Regions from separate parts of the Homo sapiens genome. Here region 2 is linked to region 1. A link is an interaction called in ENCODE POLR2A ChIA-PET data of the cell type or tissue named here. Cell type or tissue: PC-9. All regions are shown on one strand. Each heading gives the region's core, and the rest is flanking DNA. Links, peaks and the distances in the headings are about the cores only. Region 1 overlaps SAE1 (SUMO1 activating enzyme subunit 1). Region 2 overlaps ARHGAP35 (Rho GTPase activating protein 35).

The links. ChIA-PET counts read pairs that join two places held together with the same protein. Peaks named below come from ENCODE experiments on the same cell type or tissue, not always from the same donor. Only the 100,000 strongest peaks of a DNase experiment are listed, where the experiment ranks them.
Region 2: POLR2A ChIA-PET joins it to region 1 with 5 read pairs; 6 of 35 experiments call an interaction of 5 or more read pairs at or near these places.

What each region holds. Positions count from the first base shown.
Region 1 is chr19:47,147,563-47,152,935 of GRCh38, forward strand. SAE1 (SUMO1 activating enzyme subunit 1) reads left to right here. Exons shown (of 9, transcript NM_005500.3): 3 at 2,640-2,813; 4 at 5,336-5,373. Among named protein-coding and RNA genes, the nearest start is that of SAE1, 19 kb to the left of the region's middle. In PC-9, for the core only: CTCF peaks have their summits at 2,137 (motif pointing right) and 2,336; DNase peaks (open chromatin) are centred at 2,129 and 4,879; H3K4me3 peaks cover 1,082 bases; H3K27ac peaks cover 2,613 bases.
Region 2 is chr19:46,938,540-46,943,912 of GRCh38, forward strand. The region is part of intron 3 of ARHGAP35 (Rho GTPase activating protein 35); the gene reads left to right. Among named protein-coding and RNA genes, the nearest start is that of NPAS1, 79 kb to the right of the region's middle. In PC-9, for the core only: no CTCF peak of the experiment used is centred there; no DNase peak of the experiment used is centred there.

The sequences.
Region 1 (5,373 bases), core at 176-5,175:
CTGTCTCAGCCTCCCAAGTAGCTAGGATTACAGGCGTGTGCCACCACACCCGGCTAATTTTTGTATTTTTAGTAGAGATGGGGTTTCACCATGTTGGCTAGGCTGGTCTCGAACTTCTGACCTCAAGTGATCCACCCACCTCAGCCTCCCAAGCTGCTGGGTTTACAGGTGTGAGCCACCGTGCCCAGCCTCAACTGTATTTTTTTTTTTTTTTGAGACAGAGTCTCGCTCTGTTGCCCAGGCTGGAGTGCAGTGGCGCGATCTTGGCTCACTGCAAGCTCTGCCTCCCGGGTTCACACCATTCTCCTGCCTCAGCCTCCCTAGTAGCTGGGACTACAGGCGCCCACCACCACGCCTGGCTAATTTTTTTGTATTTTTTAGTAGAGATGGGGTTTCACCGTATTAGCCAGGATGGTCTCGATCTCCTGACCTCGTGATCTGCCTGCCTTGGCCTCCCAAAGTGCTGGGATTACAGGCGTGAGCCACCACGCGTGGCCCTCAACTGTACGTTTTTATCCATGTCCTCGTTTTATATGGGATTCCCACATTCTTGCTGAGGTTCACACAGTTGTTGAGCCAGGATTTGAATCAAAGATTGAATCCAGCCTGAATTATTTCAGAGCCTTACTGTTAACCATTGTGTGGTACAGCTTCTCAGCACATAATGAGATCCCTGAAGAAGCAGGATGGAATGGGTCAAGGATACAGGGTTAGCCTAGAATGGGAAGTGGGCCAGCTCATTTTCTTGGAGGAGAAGGTAGTAAGATAGAGAGTGTGCTGTGGATGGTTGGTAGGAGGTGTTGAGGGGAGATTACTTCTGTTGTACCTAGTCTTGGTGAAGGTGGCAAGGTTATTTGCAGAGATTAATGGTTAAATTAGATGTTTGATGTGTGAAGAAATACTTTGAGAGCAGTATGGAATCTGTAATCTTACTGGTGGCTATTAGGGGATTATATTATCCTGTCTTTGAGGCTCTGCTCTGCTGATGTTCAGCCTTAGGGGTGAAATAATTCCTCTGTTCCAGTCCCCACTCATCTCTCCACCTCTCTGAGTTCTTTTTTTTTTTTTTTGAGACAGAGTCTCACTCTGTTGCCCAGGCTGGAGTGCAGTGGCACGACCTGGGCTCAATGCAGCGTCTGCCTCCCAGGTTCAAGCGATTCTCCTGCCTCAGCCTCCCGAGTAGCTGGAATTACAGGCGTGTGCCACCACGTCCGGCTAATTTTGTATTTTTAGTAGAGATGGGGTTTCACCATGTTGGTCAGGCTGGTTTTGAACTCTGGACCTCAGGTGATCTGCCTGCCTCGGCCTCCCAAAGTGCTGGGATTACAAGCGTGAGCCACCGCACCTGGCCATAGTCTATCTATGTTTTTTAAAAGTTCATTTCAAGCATTCTTAATTGTGTCTGATTTTTGCACAAGTTTGATTTTTTTTTTAAGTTTTCTCATGAGGTTGCAATTTTTGTTGTTTTTTGAGAGAGGGCCTCTCTGTGTTGTCCAGGCTAGTCTTGAGCTCCTGGCCTCAAGCAGTGATCCTCCTGCTTTGGCGTCCCAAATTGCTGGGATTACAGATGTGAGCTACTGTGCCAGGCTGCACTGGTCTACTTTTTTTTTTTTTTTTTTTTTTTTTGAGACGGAGTCTTGCTCTGTTGCCCAGGCTGGAGTACAGTGGTGCAATCGCAGCTCACTGCAACCTCCGCCTCCCCTGTTGAAGTGATTCTCCTGCCTCAGCCTCCTGGGTAGCTGGGATTACAGGCACACACCACCACACCTGGCTTATTTTTGTATTTTTAGTAGAGATGGCATTTCACCATGTTGGCCAGGTTGGTCTCAAACTCCTGACCTCAGGTGATCCTCCTGCCTCGGCCTCCCAAAGTGCTGGGATTACAGGTGTGAGCCACCGTGCCCTGCCCACACTGGTCTAGTTTTAAACCACTGGAAGACAGAGATTTAATCCTTTAAACTACTTGTGTATTTCCCCAAATGCTTATAGTTGGGCACATGCTAAGTATTTAGTCAATTCTTGCCACTGTTAATCAGTCATTTGTTAGCAGTTACAAATTTGCATAGAAGAAGAAAGCATGGATTTTTTTGTTGACAGTGAATTTTCTTTATAAACACAAGGGGGTGCTCTTTAACCATCAATGACCAGTTTAAAAAAAGTTTAAAGTCATTTTAAAGCCTTAGAAGGAAGCCTGCATAAGGCAAATTGCTACAGGAACAGTAATACATTTTAGGGCTGTGCACAGTGTTTCATGCCTGTAATCTCAGCACTTTGGGAGGCTGAGGCAGGCGGATCACGAGGTCAAGAGATTGAGACCATCCTGGCAAACGTGGTGAAACCCTGTCTCTACTAAAAATACAAAAATTAGCTGTTGTGGTGGTGCGTGCTTGTAGTCCCAGCTACTTGGGAGGCTGAGGCAGGAGGAGAATCATTTGAACCCAGGAGGCGGAGGTTGCAATGAGCCGAGATCATGCCACTGCACTCCAGCCTGGTGACAGAGCAAGACTGTCTCAAAAAAAAAAAAAAAAAAAAATTTAGGTGGTAGGTATTTTAGCTATCCTTTAAAATTTAAAGATTCTTTTTAAGATTTATTTTCCCTAAAAATACAAGACTTAAAAAAATATGTGTATTATTCCTAGGTAACTCCAGAAGATCCCGGAGCTCAGTTCTTGATTCGTACTGGGTCTGTTGGCCGAAATAGGGCTGAAGCCTCTTTGGAGCGAGCTCAGAATCTCAACCCCATGGTGGATGTGAAGGTGGACACTGAGGATATAGAGAAGAAACCAGAGTCATTTTTCACTCAATTCGATGCTGTAAGTTTCTTATTATAAAATCTGCTGTGGGAATTAAACAAATTAAGGTGCTAGTTGTATATACTTTCAAATCCCAAAGCAATCTGAGAGCATTCAAATATCAAATTCTGAGCTTTTTCCCAAGAAAATGTATAAGCTGTTCTATTGTTTAGGCTTAGTATATTGTGTGAATGTGTTGCTAGAGAGGTCCAGTCTGTTGCATCTGCTGTAGTTGTTGGTGACTTGCTGTCTGCTGGCTTCTTCTCTGGGCATATGTTCCCTCAGCCAGGTTTCGTCTTTGGTGTTTTGTCTTCCTTCCAGAATCTTTGCACATAACTTTAATCCATGTTATTGCAAATGTTTTCTTCCGAAAACTTAACAAGTTGGTGATTAATTTCTGTGGCAGCGGCATTTTTTTGTTAGAAATATCAAACTACAGCTTGTGTTTTGTCTTAAGAAAAGCACACCTGATCTTGATCTATGTCTGTCTGTCTGTTTCTCACAGTCACATTGACCATGTTGCCATGGATAACTAGAGAAAAATCACTGTAGTCGTAAGTCAAATGAGGCATATCCAGCCTCATTTAGTTTCACTGCCAAATCTATGCGGAGGTGAAAGGATAAATTCTTTGTCAATATCTGCAACCTTTCAGACATAGTTCCCTGCATTCTGGAAAAGCTTAACAAATCTTGATAAATGTGAAATAGTCATAGATGAGCTACTAGTTTTTTAAATGAAAGGCCCCAGTATGTTACATGAGAGGTTAGAATTTGGGTTGGGTAGTTTTTTTTTTTTGCACCTTTTTTTATTTGAGATGGAGTTTTGCTCTTGTCGCCCAGGCTGGAGTGCAATTGTGCGATCTTGGCTCATGGCAACCTCTGCCTCCTGGGTTCAAGTGATTCTCCTGCCTCAGCCTCCCAAGTAGCTAGGATTACAGGCACTCACCACCATGCTGGGCTAATTTTTTGTATTTTTAGTAGAGATGGGGTTTCACCATGTTGGTCAGGCTGGTCTTGAACCCCTGACCTCAGGTAATCCACCTGCCTCGGCCTCCCAAAGTGGTGGGATTACAGGTGTGAGCCACTGCACCTGGCCTGTTTTTTACACTTTTCTTTCTTTCTTTCTTTCTTTTTTGAGATGGAGTCTCACTCTGTCGCCCAGGCTGGAGTGCAGTGGCATGATCTTGGCTCACTGCAACCTCCGCCTCCCTGGTTTAAGCAGTTTTCTGCCTCAGCCTCCCGTTTTTACACTTTTCTATTTCATATGTGCATCTGTTCAAATATGGGCTTGGAAGGATGGATCATCTGTGCATTTGTCCTGTTTTCTTTTTCCTAGTCCCTTCTATTTTTTAACTTGAGGTATTGGGACACTTTCCATTTGGACATAAGTCTTCATTTTCTTATCTGTAGTAACCACATTTATTTTATGCCAGGTGTCCCTTGAACTTGTAGAGTTAGAGGGTTTGTTAAAACTGAAGTGTGAGGCCAGTTGATTGTGTAATGCGTGTGCATGGGGCCATGTTGACCGCCTTGCAGGCCGTGTTTGGCTGGTCCTTGCAGGTTTTATAGTTACTTTAGACTCTGCAGGGTTCCATTTGATCAATTGGTTGCATGTTCACCTGTGGATTTCTTACTTTTTAGATGGGATTTTTCCTTGGGTGGCTGCATTCTTTGAAACACCAAAGGAACACATTTCTCTGTGAGTGTTATTTCGGTATTCAGGCTGCTAGACAACAGCAAAGAGGGTCTATCAAGTGAAAATGTCCTTTTGTTCAGGAGAAAGCATGTGCAATTTGGAAGTTGTCTTTTGACCATGATCACAAAGCTTCTCCCGAAAAGATGGTATTTTGTGCAGTAGAACTTAGCCATTTCCAATACCTCAACTTACTGGAATACAACCTGGAGGCCCCAGAGCAACACTGATAATTCCACTGAGTGGATCACCAGTTCATTGTCTAAGCCTGAATGGAAGGTCACTTGGTCTGTAACCTTTTCTTTTGTCCTTAAATTCAGATAAAGTTTCACACCGCAATCTGTGGAAAAATGATCTCAACAGGACTTGTTTATCTTCTTTATCTTAACATATCAATCAAAAGGAGGGGGGTAAAAAGCCCTTGTATTTAAACATGACCTTTGGGTCAATTTAAAAAACTGGTTTTGCTTGTCCCTGTAGCTTATTTGGATTTTAATAGATTTAGCAGTATAGAAACAACTTGCTAAGTTATTTTTTTTATGAGAACTATGAAATGTGTATATGTTCGTGGATTACAGAAAACATTTGTTGAATGGCTTTTACTTTTTAGCTAAACACATTTTATTTTGGCTGCAGAACGTGACGGTCTCATAACTTATATTTTCTACACATTGAAACCTGCAACTTTTCTTTTGTCTTCTAGCCATAGGGCCCAAAGAACCTGTTGTACCAGTTTGAAACATGCTTTGAGCATGCCCAGAGAGACTGTTCATTAAGATTTATTTAGACATCAGGGCAGTGATTCACAGTTTGCAAAACTCAAACCCAGCCAATTTCTTTCTTTCTGCAGGTGTGTCTGACTTGCTGCTCCAGGGATGTCATAGTTAA
Region 2 (5,373 bases), core at 164-5,163, 210 kb before region 1:
ACGGGTTTTTGCCATGTTGGCCAGGCTGTTCTTGAACTCCTGACCTCAGGTGATCTGCCCGCCTCGGCCTCCCAAAGTGCTGGGATTACAGGCATGAGTTACGGTGCCCAGCCGAAGATAGCATTTTTTTTTTTTTTGAGATGGAGTCTCTCTCTGTTGCCAAGCTGGAGTGCAGTGGCATGATCTTGGCTCACTGCAACCTCTGCCTCCCAGGTTCAAGTGATTCTCCTGCCTCAGCCTCCTGAGTAGCTGGGATTACAGGTGCACACCACCATGCCCGGCTAATTTTTGTATTTTTAATAGAGATAGGGTTTCACCACATTGGTCAGGCTGTCTCAAACTCCTGACCTCGTGATCCGCCCACCTCAGCCTGCCAAAGTGCTGGGATTACAGGCATGAGCCACTGCGCCTGGCCTGAAGATAGTTTTTAAGTTGGAGCCCACCAAAGACTTTGTATTTATTTCCTAGGTTTTCTGTGGAAACCAGAGAAATAATTCCCCCCAGGCTTGAATCTCAGTAATAAGCACTTGGCATAATCATTACAGATCTATAGCTTTGTTTAGTCCATTCTGTACCCAAAGCGGTTTCTCATTGTCCATCTTTTTTTTTTCCTGCTGTAGACACAGGGGTCTCACTTATTGCCCAGGCTAGTCTCACAATCCTAGCTTCAAATGATCCTCCTACCTTGGCCTCCTAAAGTCCTGGGATTACAGGCGTGAGCTACCATGCCTGGCTTCAGTGTCCATCTTTTTGACACTCGTTTTATATTAATTTCCTCCTTTATCTGTCTCTATAAAATGTTTGAAAGTTGCAGGTGTGATATGCACCTTTACATTTATTTATTTATTTATTTATTTATTTATTTATTTATTTATTATTTAATTTTTTTAGATGGAGTCTAACTCTGTCACCCAGGCTGGAGTGCAGTGGCACGATCTAGACTCACTGCAACCTCTGCCTCCTGGGTTCAAGCAATCCTCCCACCTCAGGCTCCTGAGTAGCTAGGATTACCGGCATGCACCACCACACCTGGCTAATTTTTTTTGTATTTTTAGTAGAGATGGAGTTTCACCATGTTGGCCAGGCTCGTCTCAAACTCCTGACCTCAAGCAATCCACCCGCCTTGGCCTCCCAAAGTGCTGGGATTACAGGCGTGAGCCACCATGCCCGGCCTGCACCTTTACTTTTAAATACTTCAGTGGGTATTTCCCAAAAACATTCTCTTATAGAACCACTGTGCATTTATCAAAATTAGGAAATCAACATTGATCTAGTACTAATCTGTCTGTAATCTAATCTATAGACATTCTCATTTCATCAGTTTTCCCACTACCTTCCTTTATAGCAACAGACAAAACACTGTTTTGGTCCAGGACCTTATCCTGGACCACACGTTACATTTAGTGGTCAAATCTGGCCCAGCACAGTGGCTCACGACTGTAGTCCCAGCACTTTGGGAGGCCGAGGCAAGCAGATCATGAGGTCAAGAGATCGAGACCATCCTGGCCAACATGGTGAAACCCCGTCTCTACTAAAAATACAAAAAATTAGGCCGGGGCGGTGGCTCACGCTTGTAGTTCCAGTACTTTGAGAGGCTGAGGCGGAAGATCAGGAATTCGATACCAGCCTGACCAACATGGAGAAACCCAGTCTCTACTAAAAATATAAAATTAGCCAGGCTTGGTGGTGCATGCCTGTAATCCTAGCTAGTCGGGAGGCTGAAGCAGGAGAATCGCTTGAACCTGGGAGGCGGAGGTTGCGGTGAGCCAAGATCGCACCATTGCACTCCAGCCTGGCCAACAAGAGCAAAACTGTGTCTCAAAAAAAAAAAAAAAAAAATTAGCTGGGCATGGTGGCACGCACCTGTAGTCCCAGCTACTCGGGAAGCTGAGGCAGGAGAATCGTTTGAACCCAGAAGGCAGTGGTTGGAATGAGCCGAGATCACGCCACTGCACTCCAGCCTGGCGACAGAGCTAGACTCCATCTCAAAAACCAAAAAACCAAAAAAATAAAATCACCAATCAGTTATTTTGTAGGGTGTTCCTCAGCTTAGCTTTGTTTTCCCTTTTTTTTTTTTTTTTAATTTTTTGTATTTTTGGTAGAGATGGGGTTTCTGTGTTTCCCAGGCTGGTCTCAAACTCCTGAGCTCAAGCTATCCACAAGCCTCGACCTCCCAAAGTGCTGGCATTACAGGCGTGAGCCACTGTGCCCGGCCTTGGCTTTGTTTTAGTTTTTTGGATATTTCATCGTGATCAAGTTCTGGGTTTGCACTTCTGGCAGATACCACAGGGCAGCAATGCCTTTGCTCTGTCCCCTCCACTTCATCTCTGCTGCCCACCATCACCCACCTTCTCAGTCCAGTCTATGGGTATGACAGTTTATCTGCTGAAAACCCATCCTTGCTTCTTTGTTGCCTACCAGATGCAGGTCGCACTCATAATCCTCCTTCCCGGACTCAGGAACAGCAAGACTGTTACTATGCCATTGTCCCCTGCCCTCCTTCCCACCCTCCTTTTTTTTCCCTCTCCCACTCCCTTCTTTCACCCCTTTCTTTCTGTTTTATGCTGCTTCAAGTATTAATTTTAAAATTGTTCTACAAGAATGCGATTTATCAGAAGGATGTGAACCAAGCAGAATTTCTTAGTATTTCTTTGCCTTAGGGCATTCCCCTTGTGTGGTTTAAAATTTGTCCCCCATTCCTTTTTGCCTGTGGAACTTATCCTTATTCTTCAAGAGACTCCTACTCCTAATAGCACTTTGAATTTAACCTCCCTGGTAGTTCTTCTCAGCCAAATTTCACCTTCCTGAAAACAGGATTCTCTGTTCTCCTTGTCTCCCTAGAGCCCGATACAGCATATACATTAATTGATTATTGTAAATTAGCCAGGCATGGTGGCACGCATCTGTGGTCCCAGCTACCCTGGAGGCCGAGGTGGGAGAATTGCTTGAGGCCAAAGGTTCAAGGCTGCAAGTGAGCTGTGATCATACCACTGCACTCCAGCCTGGGCAACAGAGCGAGACCCTGTCTCTTAAAAAACAAAAGAGAGAGAGAAAGAGACAGGGTCTCGCTCTGTTGCCCAGTCTGGAGTGCAGTGGTGCAGTCATAGCTCACTTGCAGCCTCACCTTTCTGGCCTCAAGCCTCTTGAGTAACTGGGACTACAGGCATGTGCCACCATGTCTGGCTAATTTTTGTATTTTTTGTGGAGACAAAGTCTCACTATGTTGCCCAGGCAGGTCTCAAACACCTGGCCTTAAGCCATCCTCCCACCTTGGCCTCCCAAAGTGCTGGGATTATAAGCATGTGCCACTGGACCCAGCCAGAGACCCTGTCTCTTTAAAAAAAAAAAAAAAAAAAAAAAAGATAGATTGAATGAGTGGTTTTCAATCTGGAACACCTTAATTCCATTTTCGTCTTTCTTCAAGAAAAAAATGACCATATATTTCCCCTTGTTGGCATTAGTTTGTACTTTTATGGAATTTCAGAAGAAAAATTAAACCTGGTATCTGTGAGCTTAGTGTGCATTGGAGGGATGTCTTTGTGTACCCTTATTTCCTAAGAAAACTTTTTCTCCCTTTTATAAAATTAAAGCAAGTTCATTGTAGAAATTGGACAAATGGCAAGAACTGTGAAGAGGAACTCAAAGATTCGTGATCTGCTACTTAGTGAAAACCACCGTTAATGATTTGAGATGTTTCTTGTAGTCTTATTTCTCTGCATATACACATATATTTATTTTCACATAATTCAGAGTATGAGGTAAGCTAGCTTTCAACATTTTTTTAACATAGCCCTCTTAGATGAGGCAGAAGAGGCCGGGTGCAGTGGCTCACACCTGTAATCCCAGCACTTTGGGAGGCCGAGGTGGGTGATCACTTGATGTCAGGAGTTCCAGACCAGCCTGACCAACATGGCAAAACCCCATCCATCTCTACTAAAAATACAAAAATTAGCTGGGCTTGGTGGTACATGCCTGTAATCCCAGCTATTCGGGAGGCTGAGGTGGGAGAATTACTTGAACCCACGAGGCGGAGGTTGCAGTGAGCCGAGATCGCACCACTGCACTCCAGCCTGGGCGACAAAGTAAGACTCTGTCTCCAAATAAATAAATAAATAAAGCATGCATGCATGCCAGGCATAGTGGTGTGCACCTGTGATCCCAGCTATTTGGGAGGCTGAAGCAGGAGGATTGTTTGAGCCCAGGAGTTCCAAGGCTGCACTGAGCTCTGATCGCACCACTGCAATCCAGCCTGGGCAACAGAGCAAGACCCTGTCTCAGAAAAAAAAAAAAAAAAAAAAGGAAAAGAAAAAATTACCATTAATTCAGTAGTATCATTTCACATACAGTTCATTTTAAAATTTATTCATTTGACGTAAAACTATATGTTATAGCTGAGCTTTTTGTACTAGGATTCAATCAATAGTCACACTGCACTTGGCTTTGCCTCTTTAGGCCCTTGCCGTCCAGAACAGTCCTCTCTGGCTTGTTTTAATAATGTGATTTTTTTTTTTTTTTTAAAGAGACAGAGTCTCACTCTGTCACTGAGGCTGGAGTACAATGGTGCAGTCGTAGCTCACGGCAGCCTCTAACTCCTAGGCTCAAGTGATCCTTCCTCCTTTTCTTCCTGAGTGCTACAGGCATGCTCCACCACACTCAGCCAATGATGACCTTTTTTGAAAAGCCTAGTCAGTTGTCTTGCAGAATGTCCTCTTCATGTAATGTGCTCTTTGGACCTCTTCAGCATCCTCAGCTGCCTTCCAGGACCAAGTGTGGCCTCTGACTGAGCAGGGGGTTGAGCACCCTGCAGGTGGTGGACGCGGGACTGCTGCCTCCCTTTCTGGACAGGGCACACGTATGAATTGGGCTTACGGGCTCCATAGGGTTGTATTGAATAATTGAACGAATTGTGAGCTAGTGTTTTCCCCAACTTTGACTGACAGATAGTGGGCTTGCACTTTGCTTAGGGAAAGCTGGTGCTGCCACCTGCCCTCTCACCCCATCTCTCTCTCTTGCTCATGGTTGGAATGGCCATATGACCACACAGTTTCCATGTAGTATTCCAGGCAGGGAGTCCTAGCTGATTAGAGATGACATTCCCAATGAAACTTGTTTGCCAGGCCTGGTCAAAGCAGTCCAAAGTCAGAAGTCTTTGTGTCCCTGTTTTTGTGTCCATTTCATGTACCTTGGCACTTTAAGGCTTGTCCTGCAAAATAAAACATTGCATCATCACTTGTGAAGGCAGAGCTTGGGAGTTTGCACTGCTAAGATGAGGATAGGAAAGAAATTTATGCCGCAGGGCCTTTGATGCTGCCCACTCACCTGTCTGCACAGCCAGGGCACGGCCAGCGGGAGTGGAGAAGATGAGCGAGACCA